3 separate regions of the Homo sapiens genome follow, and regions 2 and 3 are each linked to region 1. Evidence: chromatin contacts called from ENCODE Hi-C data. All regions are on one chromosome and are shown on one strand. Each heading gives the region's core, a stretch centred on a gene start or an enhancer-like site at or near the end of the contact. The rest is flanking DNA. Distances are from core to core; before and after follow the strand shown. Region 1 holds the start of ACTR6 (actin related protein 6). Region 2 holds the start of TCP11L2 (t-complex 11 like 2). Region 3 holds the start of ISCU (iron-sulfur cluster assembly enzyme).

Region 1 (4,386 bases), core at 1,222-3,721:
AGATCTTCAATCAGCAAGATGCTATAGGGCAGGGATCCCCAACCGCAGGGCTTGTGGTCCGGTACCTGTCTGTGGTCTGTTGGGAACCAAGCCTTCATAGCAAGAGGTGAGCACCAGGGTGGGGAAGGAGGGTGGGGCCGTAAGCATTAACACCTAAATTGCACTTCCTGTCAGATCAGCCATAGCATTAGATTCTCATAGGAGCAGGAACCCTATTTTGAACTGTGCATGCAAGGGATATAGTTTGTGCACTTTTTTTGTGAGAATCTAATACCTGAGAATAGTTTCATTTCAAAACCATCGCCCACACTCATACCCCCAACCACACGTTAAAATTGTCTTCCACGAAACCAGTCCTTGGTGCCAAAAAGGTTGGAGACTGCTGCTGCTACAGGGTACAGAAGTAGCAACTTTTTTTTTTTTTTTTTGAGACCGAGTCTCGCTTTGTCGCCCCAGGCTGGAGTGCAGTGGCGTGATCTCGGCTCACTGCAAGCTCCGCCTCCCAGGCCCACGCCATTCTCCCGCCTCAGCCTCCCAGGTAGCTGGGACTACAGGCGCCTGCCACTACGCCCGGCTAATTTTTGTATTTTTAGTAGAGACAGGGTTTCGCCGTGTTAGCCATGATGCTCTGGATCTCCTAACCTCGTGATCCACCCACCTGGGCCTCTTGCTGCTTGCCATGAGCTTACAATCTGGTTTGGAAGACAAACTAGAGCCATTATTAATTATACACACATGTATGCATACAAATGTGTCTGTATGTGTATACGAGATGACACTGGGATAATACTGTAAAAAAATGTTTTACACCTGCTTATTTCACTTATAATACTGTCAGCATTTTCTCTACATGTTTAAATGTTCTTTGAAGACATAATTTTAAGAAGCTTGAATTTGTTATCAGTCTCAGGTTGTATTTTGGTGTATTTAGCCAATATGCTATTCCTGATTATTTAGCTTCCTTCCCATTTTTTGGCTGCCTGTATACGATGACTATGAATAATACAAAGCACTTCTAATTAATTCTCTAGGTAATAACAGAATTGCTGTGTCATGGCCCGGTGCGGTGGCTCACACCTGTAATCCCAGCACTTTAGGAGGCTGAAGCAGGCAGATCACGAGGTCAGGAATTCCAGACCAGCATGGCCAAAATGGTGAAACCCCCGTCTCTACTAAAAATACAAAACTTAGCCAGGCGTGGTGGTGCGCAACTGTAGTCCCAGCTACTTGGGAGGCTGAGGCATGAGAATGGCTTGAACCCGGGAGGCAGAGGTTGCAGCGAGCCGAGATCGTGCCACTGCACTCCAGCCTGGACAAGAGAGCCAGACTCCCTCTCCAAAAAAAAAAAAAAAAATTGCTTTGTCAGCTGGGTGTAGGGCTCACGCCCCTAATACCAGCACTTTGGGAGGCCAACGCGGGTAGACTGCTTGAGGCCAGGGGCTCGAGACCGGCCTGGCCAACATGATGAAACCCCGTCTCTAACAAAAATACAAAAAATTCGCTGGGAGTGGTGGTGCACGCCTATAATCCCAGCTACTCTGGAGGCTGAGGCGGGAGAATCACTTGAATTCAGGCTGCAGTGAGCTGAGATCGCACCACGGCACTCCAGCCTCGGTGACAATGATAATGATACACATTGCCAAAACGTTTTCCAGAAAGATTGTAACAATTTACATTCCTACTCAGTTTGATTTCCCTCTTTCATTTCTGTTTCAAAAGAAATGAAAAAGAAGGAAAGGAGGGAGGAAGGAAAGAATTTTTTTTAATGCTCTGTTAATTTGATAAAGGAAAGGCGTGTCTTTAGGTTTGCTTATTTATTCAAACATATATTTTATGACTATACATGTTATGAATGCCATTGTATTAACAGTACTTCTGTTTAATTGACCTTACCAACTAGGTCGGCCAGTAGGCCAAAGTCTTCAAAGCCTCTAGATCCTAAGACCGTGATTTTTAGACTTTTGGAGGGTCATAGAACCCTTTGAGAATCTAATGAAACCTATAATCTTGTACCCAGGAAAATCCGCATACACCCAAACACCGTGCCCATAGTTTCCAAAGGCTGATGAACTTTACGGACCCTTCTGTCAGGAACGCATCTCTATAAGCCTATTTTCTTTGGCTATTTCCTGTTACGAAATAAAACATATATCCCACTTCCGGGGCCTCGCAGCCCAAAACTAAAACCAAAATCAATTTCAATTCAAAGCATCACAATCACCCACCCAGCTCCAACCAGGGAATCCCTCTGGCTAAGTCAGGGCCGCGCGGGGGTGTCTGCAGTTCATTGATGTCCGGAGATGAAACGTAGCACATGAAACCACTAGGCGTATATATCTTGTCCCTCGGAGAAAGAAAGTACTTACGACACATTTTCATGGCTGTAACCGATTTTGGCGTTGTAAGCTCCATTATCCAGCACTAAGGTCGTCATCTCACCACCAACCACACCGCAGCCGTAGTTGTTTTCCCTTTCCGACCCCTCTGCTCGAGCTTTTTCCGGTACTCTATGGTTTGTTGGGCGGAGCGTTAGGACGCGCCTCTGGTCACCTTAGCAACGGAGGACGCCGGAAGTCGGAGATGCTAAGCAGCACCGAATGTTAGGGGCTGTGCTTCCAAACTTAACCTGTTTATGTGGTGGCGAGATTTGACTACTATGTGCTTTCTCGCTCATTTCGTATTTGTTTTTAACTACGCAGATTAATTCGCGCAAGTTTTTTCTAATCCTGTAGAGAACCGGCTGCGTGTGTGTGTGTGTGTGTGTGTGTGTGTGTGTCTTCCAATCGCATTCTTCAGACGGTGACATTCTTTGAAGAAAAAAGTGCAAAACTTGCTCTTGGACTCACATTCATACTCTCCTCTTCCCCAGCCCACTTGCTCTTCAGGACGAAGCTGAGTGAGTCTTTCTCATCCAAAAAAGGCTTTTGGGCCGGACGCGGTGGCTCACGCCTGTAATCCCAGCACTTTAGGAGACCAAGGCAAGCAGATCACTTGAGGTCAGGAGCTTGAGACCAGCCTGACCAACACGGCGAAACCCCGTCTCTATTAAAAATACAAAAAGTAGCCGGGCGAGGTGGCGGGCGCCTGTAATCCCAAGTACTCGGGAGGCTGAGGCGGGAGAATTGCTTGAACCGGGGAGGCGGAGGTTGCAGTGAGCCGAGATGGCTCCACTACACTCCAGCCTGGGCGACAGAGCGAGACTCCGGCAGGGCGGGGACTTGGCAGGTGCGGGAGGCAGGACCTGGCTTCCGGGGCGTCGCGGGGGCAACGGCCAGCGGGCGGGGGCAAGGGCCAGCGGGCTAGGACAACTGCCAACGGGCTTGGAGGGGGGCGTTCTACAAATTCCAGGCCACTTTGAGCGCCTGAGAGAGGAGCGGGGCGGCGGGAAGGGGGCACCGCGGGGGCAGGGAGCGCAGCAGCCGCAGCGCGAAGGCGCGGGGGCCGGGGAACAAACGGTTGGCGCGCAGGCAGCCATACCGGGGCCGGAACCCGGGCAGAGGAGGGCAGCGACGGCGATGGGGAGGCTGCAGAGCCCGGGGCGGGTACCGCGCGGGAACCAGCGCGACTGCGTGGCTACCGCAGCCGTCGGTTCGTGTTGGACGGGCGCCGCTGCTGCCTCTGCTACTTCAAGAACCCCCACGACCCGCTGCCCCTCGGCCACCTGGACATAGCAGAAGCCTGCTTCAGCTACCAGCGCGCCGACGAGGCGGCGGAGCAGCCTGCGCACTTCCAGGTGCGCAGCGCGGGAGCCGCCACGGTGCTTGAGGTGGGAACTCGCGCCCTGCAAGCGCCTGGGCCCTTCTGTCGGCGCTCCTTGCCTCCCCTGGGGGCCTGCCCCATCCACCCTCCTTTCTCCAAGGCCTCCTCGCACCCTGCCAACGTCGGCCTGCCTTTCCCCACTTCTCCACATCCCGTCCTCGTTCCTATCTCCTCCCCTCCACCTGGGCTTAGGCCCGGGTGGCTGGGGCTACCCAGCCCAGTCTCCTTCCTCAGACACTTTGACCCATTATCTCCCTCTGCTCCTTCCCTCTGACCCCTCTCTAGTGTCTTCTCACCCCCAGCATCCCGTGGATGTCCGGTGCAGCCCTCCCAAGCATTCATAACCGTAGGCTTCTGCCCCAGGGGCCTCCTTTAGAACTCTGCTAGGACCTTGGTACATCAGTTAACCGCTCTGCCCTTCAGCGTCCTCTAAAATGAGATAGCAGTAGTATCTATATCATGGGGTGTTGAGATTAAACTAATTATACTCTAAACTGCTCAGTAAATGTTAGTACATTTATTTTATTTTTATTTATTTGTTCTTTTTGCCATAGGATCTCGCTCTGTTGTGCAGACTGAAGTGCAGTGGTGTGATTTCAGCTAACTGCAGCCTCATGCCTGGGCTCA
Region 2 (4,874 bases), core at 494-2,993, 6.1 Mb before region 1:
TCCACAGCAAAGCAAAAACCATAGAGCAGAGGGATAGGGGCCCATACCATTCATCTAGACAATACTGGTCTTCATCAAGTTAGAACCAACAAAGAGCTAGATAAAAGCCAACAAGCCAGTCACTGTCCACAAAGCAGATGTTCACGTTACACGTGGCATTACAGCATCAGGGAGAAGGATTCCTGGCACTTTTCACATTTGAAAGCACTCCTCCCACACTTGCTGGTCTGTTTTGTTTTAATACCTGTGCTTCCCCCTCTGGGGCCCTCAACCTCTCACAAAATGGCATTGAAGCTGCTTCCACACATGACTGGGTATCTTCGGCCCTGGGCCTCTTCAAATCAGGCAACTTCCACTGGCTGTCAGGGTGATGCATGAAATCCCTAGAGAAGAGAGGAAAAGGACCACGGCAGGGAGCCTCCTCAAGTGGGAACCACTGAGATTAACTCATTATCCGTTGGCAGGTAAGAAGAGCAAAGTCCCTGACTGGGCTGGTGACCATGGGTGCTGAGACACCCACTGGGGACAAGGACAACTTGTCCAGTTTCTTCACAGTTAAGGTAGCAGGACAACCATCTAAGATTTCCCAAACTTAAGTCGTTTGAGTGCCACTCTTCATGACTATTTCTACGTCTCCCTCCTTACCTTTACTATAATTTAGTAACCGCGTCTCTATCTTGACTAGATTTTTGCATTTAAATATATTTATTTTAAAAGGAAACTCTATCATTGTGAAACTGCTTACTTAATGGAACAGATTTTCTTAATAGTAACGAAAACAAGTAACTATGTTCATCCATATGCCACCTCAAATCATTGCTATTACCCCCAGTGGTGCCACCTACAGTAGCAGCTTTGGGAAGCACAAGCAACACCTGAGGGTTCAGCGTTCGAGCCCAGGCCCAATCGGCTTTTCTCCACCTCTTCCCCTTAACCAAAGGTCCCGGCAAGGGGACGCAGCAGCAGTCTGCACGACCTCACCCACGTCCTCTGGCCGCCCCTCCCCTCCAGCAGCACCAGGTTTCCTGTCAAAACAAACCCTTGGGGGAGGGGACGGCGGAGGCAGAGCTGAGTGCCGGGGAAACCACGGCAACAAATCCCAAACACACGCTGCCGGGCCCGCCCTGCCTCTACCCTGGCTCAGTTCCCTACTCCAGCCCGGCCGAGGAGTGTGGGGGAAGGGGGTGCCCTGGGCCCCTGATGGCGGGATGCCGCTGGTACCTGTCCAGCAGGATTTAAACAGCGGCGAAGCGGCCTCCGAGGCCCGAAGTCCGTGTCCACCCCGACACGCGGGGCGGCCACTCGGTGCCCCGCTCCCCGCTCCCACGCGGGACGGCAGTTCGAGGTCAAACAAGGGGACGCGGAGTGGGAAGACATGAACTAGGAGCCGAGCTTGATGGCCCCTGACCCCGCCTTCCCAGGATGGAGTTCCGAGATAGGGCAGGGGAGCCTTCGGGCTGCAGCGGTGTCCCCTCCGTTGGACCTGGCCGGTCACCTCCGAGCCGGCAACGCCTCCCCCGTGATGGATACGCACCGGGTCCAGCACGTAGACAAGAGGAGAACGGCGACGGAGTGACCCCGGGTCAGGGCTCTCTGGGCGTCCCCTCACCGAGCACAGCACAGTCACCTCGAAAACTCACCAGCCCAACAAACCCCCCCAGCCCCAGTGTCCCCCCCAACGCGGTATTTAAAGGGCCCTGAGGGACTCTAGGGAGGCAGCCACGGCGCGGCCATCACAAAACCGGATAGCGGGGGGACGACGGCGCGACGGGGCAAGGGGATCCAGGGCCCTTCAGTCTCCGAAAGCCGAGCGCTCACAGACTGAACCTATTAGAGAAACAGTCTTCGTCAGTTTGAACCAGAGAGGCCGAGAACAGCTCGGATGGGAGGGTGTTTCGGATGCGAGAGGGCACGGTTCCCCCGCGCGGCGAGTGGTGCGGTCCGGGCTGCCGGGGGCGGGGTGAGAAGTGTTTACGGAACTGAGGCCGCCGAGCCGACGGGAGCGCCCGGCGTTGGGGGCGGGGCCTGCCAGGGCACTGGGGGCGGGGCCGAGTGGGGGAGCGGGGGCTGAGCGGGGGCTGAGCGGGGGCTGAGCGGGGGCTGAGCGGGGGCTGAGCGGGGGCTGAGCGGGGGCTGAGCGGGGGCTGAGCGGGGGGAGCGGGGGCTGAGCGGGGCTCTGGGGAGGTGGGCGAAGCCGCGGGCCAAGCCTCCAGTGGAGTGCCGGACAGATCCCCTGGGCTTCCAGGCGCACTGGCGTGGACCACACTGCGAGCTCCCGGCCGCGCGTGGAACATTGAGTGCCCGCACACCCCTGTCTAGACGGGGCAATCGGAACTGGGTGCCCACCAACACACTGTCCACACTTACAGAGACAACCCAACCAACAACGCTGCTGGTGGGCTTTCCCACGCACGTCAGCCACTAACCGGGTCATCTCCAGTTGCGTCTACACCTCCACATAAACACGGGTCTAGATTTGCACCTGCACGGGACGATTAGCTCCTTGGAGTCACACCCATCCAGGCCCTCTGAAGACTTGGCGTGCGTGCAAAAGATAAAGCGTCTTACTTCCTCTAGGGTTCTTGGCAGCACCTATCTCCGGGAGAAGTTTCCACCTTGGTTAATGTAAATAACCAGTCCCAGGAGGGCTCTGTGCCGTCTGGCCTGCTGCTCAGCTCCTGCTGTGGGCGTGCTTGAGGGTGTAGAGAAACAAGCTTCCCCCAACTGTTCACATCAAAACTATGCCTTCTGCCAGGTGTAAATCGGTGCTGTATTACTTGGGAAATAGTTTCATGCAGGAACTACTTACATGAAGTTTGTATAGACTAAAGTATTTCTGTTTAGTGCCGAAATTATGTCTGGATTGTGGAGGCAGATTGGCCACCACCGTTCAAAAACAACAACAACAAACAACAGGCAACATTTTAAAGCAGGGTAGAAAGTCAGTTGTTCAGTGGTTACAACACAGACTCCTCTATGGTTCCAGTCCTGGCTCTGACATTCACTATCCATGAGATCTTGGTCTCTGGGGATAACAATGATAGCTATTTCCTTGGGTTATTTTGAGGATAAAGTGAAATAAAGCATGTGAAGTGCTTAGCAGGGTGCACAGTAAGCACTCTAAGTATTAGTTATTGAAATTCTTTGGCAAACCACTGTGGCCAAACTTAGCTGGTGATCTGTATAAATTTGTATCTGTGCCTCCTTTTGCCACTTTCCTCTCTTCTCCTAAAATATACAACCTAATAATACAGGTTAAGAGATTAAATAGAAGGTGCTGTCCCCACCTGAGTTCTTCCCTACAAACATGCTCTTATTTGTGTCATTCGTTGGATAAGTAATCAGAATGACAGAAGCCTCCAATTTCAATTCCTGCCAAATGACAACCACCACACAACTGCCATCACCACCCTAAAAACTCCACAATAGAAAGATGAACACCCAAATCCCCCAAACTTCTGGTAATTCTGTGACAATGACACATGGCAACATTACTTCCTTTGTTAGCTTTGTAAGGATTTAAGTATTGTTTTGAGCTATGACATAAGTTGGAGCAGGTGACCATGAGTCAGGGTAGTTGTCCTTTATACTGGAGTGACCAGCTGCCTGATCCTAGGCATGACACTTCTTTTAAAGTTCAGATATGTAGCTCTCAAAGCCACCAGGAAAGCAGCTTTTGTCAAAGCAAGTTCAACTGTAACATCAGAGAACCAAGCTGAGATAAGAAAAGATGCTGGAAATACTATCTTCTGTTACTTTAATGTTAAATAACTTGCTATCTGAAAACCCTTCTGTGAATTACCTGACCAACTGCCCTTGGCCTGACTTGTGTATAAAAGCACTTTGGGCCAGGCACGGTGGCTCATGCCTGTAATCCAAGCACTTTGGGAGGCCGAGGCAGGTGGATCACAAGGTCAGGAGATCGAGACCATCCTGGCTAACACGGTGAAACCCCGTCTCTACTAAAAATACAAAAAAATTAGCTGGGCGTGGTGGCACGCACCTGTAATCCCAGCTACTCTGGAAGCTGAGGCAGGAGAATCGCTTGAACCTGGGAGGTGGAGGTTGCAGTGAGCCGAGATCACGCCACTTTACTCCGGCCTGGGCGACAGAGCGAGACTCCATCTCAAAACAAAACAAAACAAAAACAACACTTTGAAAAAATGGAGTGCTGTAAAATATAAGGCAGTTCCCTCAAAAATGAGCCTTGTATCACATTGTTGCTCAGAGGGCTCAGACAGTCATAACACAAAATCTTCCCTGCTCAGGTTATGTTTATGGCTTTCTGAGGAAAAAAAAAAAACAACAAAATCTGAAAAGGCAACCTCTTTAGAAGTAAAATAATTAGCATTTTATTTGAAGAAGACATATTATTACACCTAGTTTTTCTAACTTACCTTTTTGAACCACTTAGAGAACTCACAGTAATACAGTTTTTTTTTCTCCCTGTAAATTACACGGTAGACTAAATGTGGTCTATCACTCTTGGCAAAAGACTAAGGGCAGATCAAAATTTTTGTTCGATGAAGAAATAGAAATACTCATTTTCTTTTTACACATCTGAAATCTGAGTTTTAAATTATAATAAATCATTGACAAAAATCTAAAAATGTAATTACAGTTGGATTTGCAACCTCTCAGCCTTATAACTTTTCTAGTGGAGTTGCATATTGTACTGATTTAATGTAATGCAAATTTAGCTATACGGGACTCATCTAGGACAGAATATGAGGAACACAAGAGAATAATTTAAATACTTCCAGTGATCTTGTCCCCTATTTCTCTCTATGGGAGTTGTGAGGCTTCTCTTACTGTGTTTATCTGAGTTTCTGAGCTTCTCATTATGTTCCAAGCTTCTTTCCCACGGCTGGCTT
Region 3 (4,824 bases), core at 1,412-3,911, 8.4 Mb before region 1:
AAGGTTCACCAGGGCCTTCCCCAAGGGCTTTGGGCTTGCTTTCCACACTAAGTGATGGCATTAATTACTGACTTTGCCTTGTTTCAAAGAGCTCAGTGATGAAAAGTGAAATGCAGGGACAACTATCCAGGCCCAACTGACAAAGATCAGCTGAAAAATATGTCCCTCCACTCCAATATTCTTTTGTTTTGTGACTCTGGCCTGCATTTTGGCTATGAACTTCTATTTGTGGAAGTCTGCTCACAGCTGCTGGGGCAATCTGGCCTCTTTAAACACTGACAGAGTCCACAATAAAGGTCTCTGGTTAATACTTTTTTCTTGGGCAGCAGATTACACTTAGTGGTTTCCTCCTGTTTTGTTTCTGTATTCCAAGATAGGTATGAAGACCTCTGGCAAGCTGCCCACTCACCATGAAGCAGCAGATTGGTGCTACAACTACAGTTTACCCAAAGCACTAGACACTATTTTCATGTTTCCCCCAATCTGGGGACAGGTTTAATTTACTGTGTTTCTTGTTTCATTGGGGACTGCTAGCTCACTGGGATTTTCCTTTGATCAGTAAAATTCACAAAACTCTTTAGTTGGCTGAAGTCAGAATTTAAACTGATACAGTGAGTACAAAAATGAGATTACTTTTCTATTTTGGAAAAAGTTGGCATAGTACACTAGCCTAGCAGGAGAGCTACGATTGAGGCCCTGCTCCAGTCATATCTAACATGGACTCATCCCATCTCACAGGAATGGAGACCAAGTGAAATGCTTGGAGATCTCACAGGAATAAAGATGGAGACCAAGTGAAATGCGCAAGTGCTTTGTAAACTTAAAGGGATTATTGTTATCACTATTAAAAAAGACTAGCCATACCTGTAATTTCATTACGTCACCACATGCTGGAGCCCCCACCAGTCCAGTTCCAACATTTTTAGATGTCTTGTCAAGGGACCCCACGTTTCTAGGATTTTCATAATGATCAACAACCTAAAATGAGAGGGTTAAGATAAATCATGTTCACTCTCTATTGGTACTGGTCTCTGGTTTGATGGTAAGCTCCTCGGTCAGCATCTTGAACCTGGCAGGCAATCACTAAATACCAAATTTCACCTGAGTAGAAAGGTCTACACTCATGTCAATGAGAACCATTTGTGACCCCCAATTCCTTTTGTGTCTCCTCTACAATACTTCACAGATTTGAGATACCTAGAAGAAAAAAAAATCAGTGAAATCATGTCTTAGTTCCATAGGATTTTTACAAAAATACTTGACTTTCACCCACCTACATCACCAGACTTGGGCTCAAACAGCAGTTTTGTTATTTTCAAATAAAATCCATCCTCAAAGGATGATTACTATTTAAAAATTCTAAAAATAACCATGGCCCAGGGAGGGAAAGCTTTCTTAGAAGCCTTAAGGTGACTGTTACACAGGGAACAATGCTATGGAATGTGTACGTTTATGTGTCTTTTAAAATAAAAACAGTGCCATTACCGTATTTCACAGCCTGTCATCACCCTGGTGCAGCAGCGCACCCTGGCTGCTGAAAGGCTGCTAGTCCAAGTTTCTTCAGGGTGTACCCTCAACAAAACACACCCCCGGGAGGGGGAGGAGTGAAGAAGCCCTTGGAGAAAGGGCAGAAGCCAGATCACAATAAACATCCATTCGAACTGGCACACAGAAGGCCTTAATAACCTTGAGGTTTGGTTACTGGTTAGTAGTAAGCACGCCGATCTTCCAGTCCCCTTTTCCCCCCATCTGACTAAGGATTTTGACTCCAAGTAAAAGGGACCTCAGGATAGTATCTAATGTAGGGGCCTTTTGTGCCACGTTGATTTATGGCATTCTTTAGTTGTTTCTCGAGTGGGAGTCTCACGTCTGGGGGACTTTGTGCCACCAGACAGCAAGGGGCTGCAGACTATGAATCTATCCCTCCTTCCCCGCCAAAAAACCCCCCAAACAAAACAAAAACATTACGCATGTTGGTTACAAGCCTGACTCCCCTATGCACTCCTAAAGCAGTAACAGAAACGGTCTCCTCGTGCTGGGGCCTATGTGCCAGGAACCATGCCAGGACTCCACGCACAGTATCCTTTGTAAGGGACAGCTGAGAGCCCCCCATTTACACCTGGGGAAACAGGTTCAGAGAGGCGCAGTGACTAGCCCAAGGTCATCTGGCCAGGGCAGCGGAGTGGCTGAAGCCGGAGCCCGCTCCGGGGGTGTGTCTGTCCCTGGACTCAGAAAGACAAGTCCCAACAGGACCCTGCCTCCTGGGCTGTTGGCGAATTTAAAATTGGGACGCACGAAGTCGCGGCCAGCGGCGGGGCCCCCTGGAAGTCGCCGCCCGATGAGCGGTAACTGTTGTTTATCAGTTGCAGTGAGCCTCACTGCGCAGCAAGGGAAAGCGAGTCAGGGCAAAGACGTGGGAGGGGACAGCTCCCAGTCCTAGCTGCGCAGAACCCCGCGGCCGCCCCTCCAGCCCAGGCCTCCGCTGAGTCGGCATTCCGCGCGTCCCTCTTTTGTCCCTACCTTCTTGTGATAGAGTCGGGCCGGGGCCGACAGCTCCCGGGCGGGCAGGCGGGGGCTCCGCAGCAGCAGAGCCGATGCCGCCCGCCTCAGACGGAAAGCCCCAGCCGCCGCCATCTTGCCGGCTTGCGCCTGCGCCAGTCCAGAGCGACGCCGAGGGGCGGGGCGCGTCTGCGAGTCGGCTCCGAGCTGGGAGCGCGCCTCTCTGACGTCACCGAAGCTTTGCGCCTGCGCTTTACCGCTCCGTGCACGCGTCCGCCTTCTGGCCCCGCCTTGACCACGCCTCTCGGGGGCGGGCGGGGTCGGGAGCGGGAAGGTCTGAAGTCGCTGGAGGGCTTGTCCTGGGTGCTGGATTCTGGTTGAGACAGGACCTCAGGGCTTCTGCAGTGTGGGGCTCAAGTTCGCTTTCACAAATCCCGCTGCGGGAATGCGGCGCAGAGGAGCACCGAGTCCACTTTTCCTAACCCTATTTTGCAGCTAAGGAAGCCGAGATTCAGGGCAGTTTAGTAAGTCCGTCCAAGGTCGCTAAGGACTTATGTTCAATTAGAATTCGAACTTGGGTAATCCTGGGTTAGAATCCTGGTTCGGTTCCTTCCTGGCTGTGTGTCCCTAGACGAATGGTACCGGCTCGCTGAGTCTGAATCTTCCCTTTTGTATTAATTCGAGGACAATTGCTTCATCATGAAGCCAGCATCTGTGTCGAGTACCTACTATGTGTCAAGGCGCTCTACTAGACCCGGGGATCCAACGGAAAGCAAAACAGACATAATTCCTGCCCATTAAGCCTGCTAATGAGGGAGCAAGGTAGAGATAGAGACACACACCAATACTTTCCTACCTCAAAAATGGGAAGCTTAAGAAGGAAACGAATACCATGTCCTGATTGAAAAAAAATGAATATGTCTATTTTTCTCTCTAAAACAACAGCAAACTCAATTTATATGTCAGTGCCTAGCAATTAAGAATTTCTAAAGAAATGCGTATTAATGTAATTTACTGTTGGTTTGCAGTATGTGATCTTATAAAACCGGAAAACTCACGTGTATTTAACGTCTACTAGGTACCAGACGTTTACATAAAGGGGAGGAATCTGGGAAATGGATTTTTCTCTTGAATGGTGAAATCGATCCTTCCCCGAGGACCTGCAGTTTTCTTTGCGTTTGAGGCGCAGTTGCTGGGGAGAGTAAACCCAAGCGCCAGGTCACACTAGGCGATAAGTAAGGCATTTAATCGAAGAATCACTTTGACCTTCTCAAGATGGCGCCAAATTCTTCACTACAGACATCACTCTCGCTCCATGACTTCCTCTATGGCTTCCACTTCCTGCCCAAAGACCCAACTTCTGTCCGAAGTTGTGACGGAACGCATGCCATTATAATGAGTTTTTATATCTGGTGGGAGCTTTTACAGGGTATAAAATAATGTGAATTTAGTGTATGTGGAGATTTTCCTGTTATCTAAGTTCCCAGTTTCTCTTTCAATGGCAAGAAAACGGGTTTTTGATAAGGCGCGCGCCGCGGGCAGCTTCTGCCTCAGCGGGTCTTCGGCGGCCGCGGGAAGACCCGAGAGTCATTAGAAGCGCAAGATGGCGACTGCGGCCGAAACCTCGGCTTCAGAACCCGAGGCTGAGTCCAAGGCTGGGCCCAAGGCTGACGGAGAGGAGGATGAGGTTAAGGCGGCTAGGACAAGGAGGAAGGTGTTATCGCGGGCTGTGGCCGCTGCGACATACAAGACCATGGGGCCAGCGTGGGATCAGCAGGAGGAAGGCGTGAGCGAGAGCGATGGGGATGAGTACGCCATGGCTTCCTCCGCGGAGAGCTCCCCCGGGGAGTACGAGTGGGAATATGACGAAGAGGAGGAGAAAAACCAGCTGGAGATTGAGAGACTGGAGGAGCAGGTGGGCCCGGGGGTGGGCAGCGGGCATCTTCCAGTCTTTCAGGTCCTCGGGTCCCCATGTCCTGGCCCGCCTCCCTAGTCCTCGGCGGCGATAAAGCCGCCAAGGCTGCAAACCCGCTTTTCGTGACAGTAGCTCCTGTCGGATTTGAGTGCTTACTGCCTGCCCATTGCCTTGCAAACGTTATCTCATTGAATCCTCGCCACGACCCTGTGAAGGAAGCCCTGTTATCTATCCCCATTTTACTGGAGGAAACTGAGGCTCGTGGAGGAAAGTTTCTTGCTCAAGATAACACTTCCTGCAAGTCAGGCCTTGTACTTTGATCCCATTCCAGAACTCCCACTCTTAACCACACGTCCAACAGTAGAAATAAACTCATTCGCAAGAGAGTGTTATTTTGTTATGTAGGAATG

The links. Hi-C counts contacts between places; a loop is a spot of excess contacts on that map. Pooled maps may share reads with other maps.
Region 2: a pooled map shows a loop between it and region 1 (19-fold over the local background). The contact joins the promoter of TCP11L2 here to the promoter of ACTR6 in region 1. A Hi-C loop is called at or near these places in 5 of 50 pooled maps.
Region 3: a map of B cell shows a loop between it and region 1 (21-fold over the local background). The contact joins the promoter of ISCU here to the promoter of ACTR6 in region 1. A Hi-C loop is called at or near these places in 2 of 168 maps with a recorded cell type or tissue (B cell and CD4-positive, alpha-beta memory T cell) and 3 of 50 pooled maps.

Annotation. Positions count from the first base shown.
Region 1 is chr12:100,198,900-100,203,285 of GRCh38, reverse strand. It overlaps ACTR6 (actin related protein 6), which reads right to left and starts at 2,471. Exons shown (of 11, transcript NM_022496.5): 1 at 2,367-2,471. The coding sequence starts at 2,434. RefSeq lists enhancers at 299-358, 1-675, 676-1,363, 2,208-2,407, 2,381-2,675 and a silencer at 3,168-3,527.
Region 2 is chr12:106,299,602-106,304,475 of GRCh38, reverse strand. It overlaps TCP11L2 (t-complex 11 like 2), which reads right to left and starts at 1,743. Exons shown (of 10, transcript NM_152772.3): 1 at 1,535-1,743. RefSeq lists enhancers at 1,676-1,815, 1,826-1,905, 1,080-1,965 and a silencer at 1,986-2,105.
Region 3 is chr12:108,560,433-108,565,256 of GRCh38, reverse strand. ISCU (iron-sulfur cluster assembly enzyme) reads right to left here and starts at 2,661. Exons shown (of 5, transcript NM_213595.4): 1 at 2,521-2,661; 2 at 865-978. The coding sequence starts at 2,634. SART3 (spliceosome associated factor 3, U4/U6 recycling protein) reads left to right here and starts at 4,084. Exons shown (of 19, transcript NM_014706.4): 1 at 4,084-4,414. The coding sequence starts at 4,103. RefSeq lists silencers at 1,432-1,481, 2,442-2,561 and enhancers at 2,172-2,241, 2,772-2,851, 2,922-2,981, 3,836-3,935, 3,946-4,005.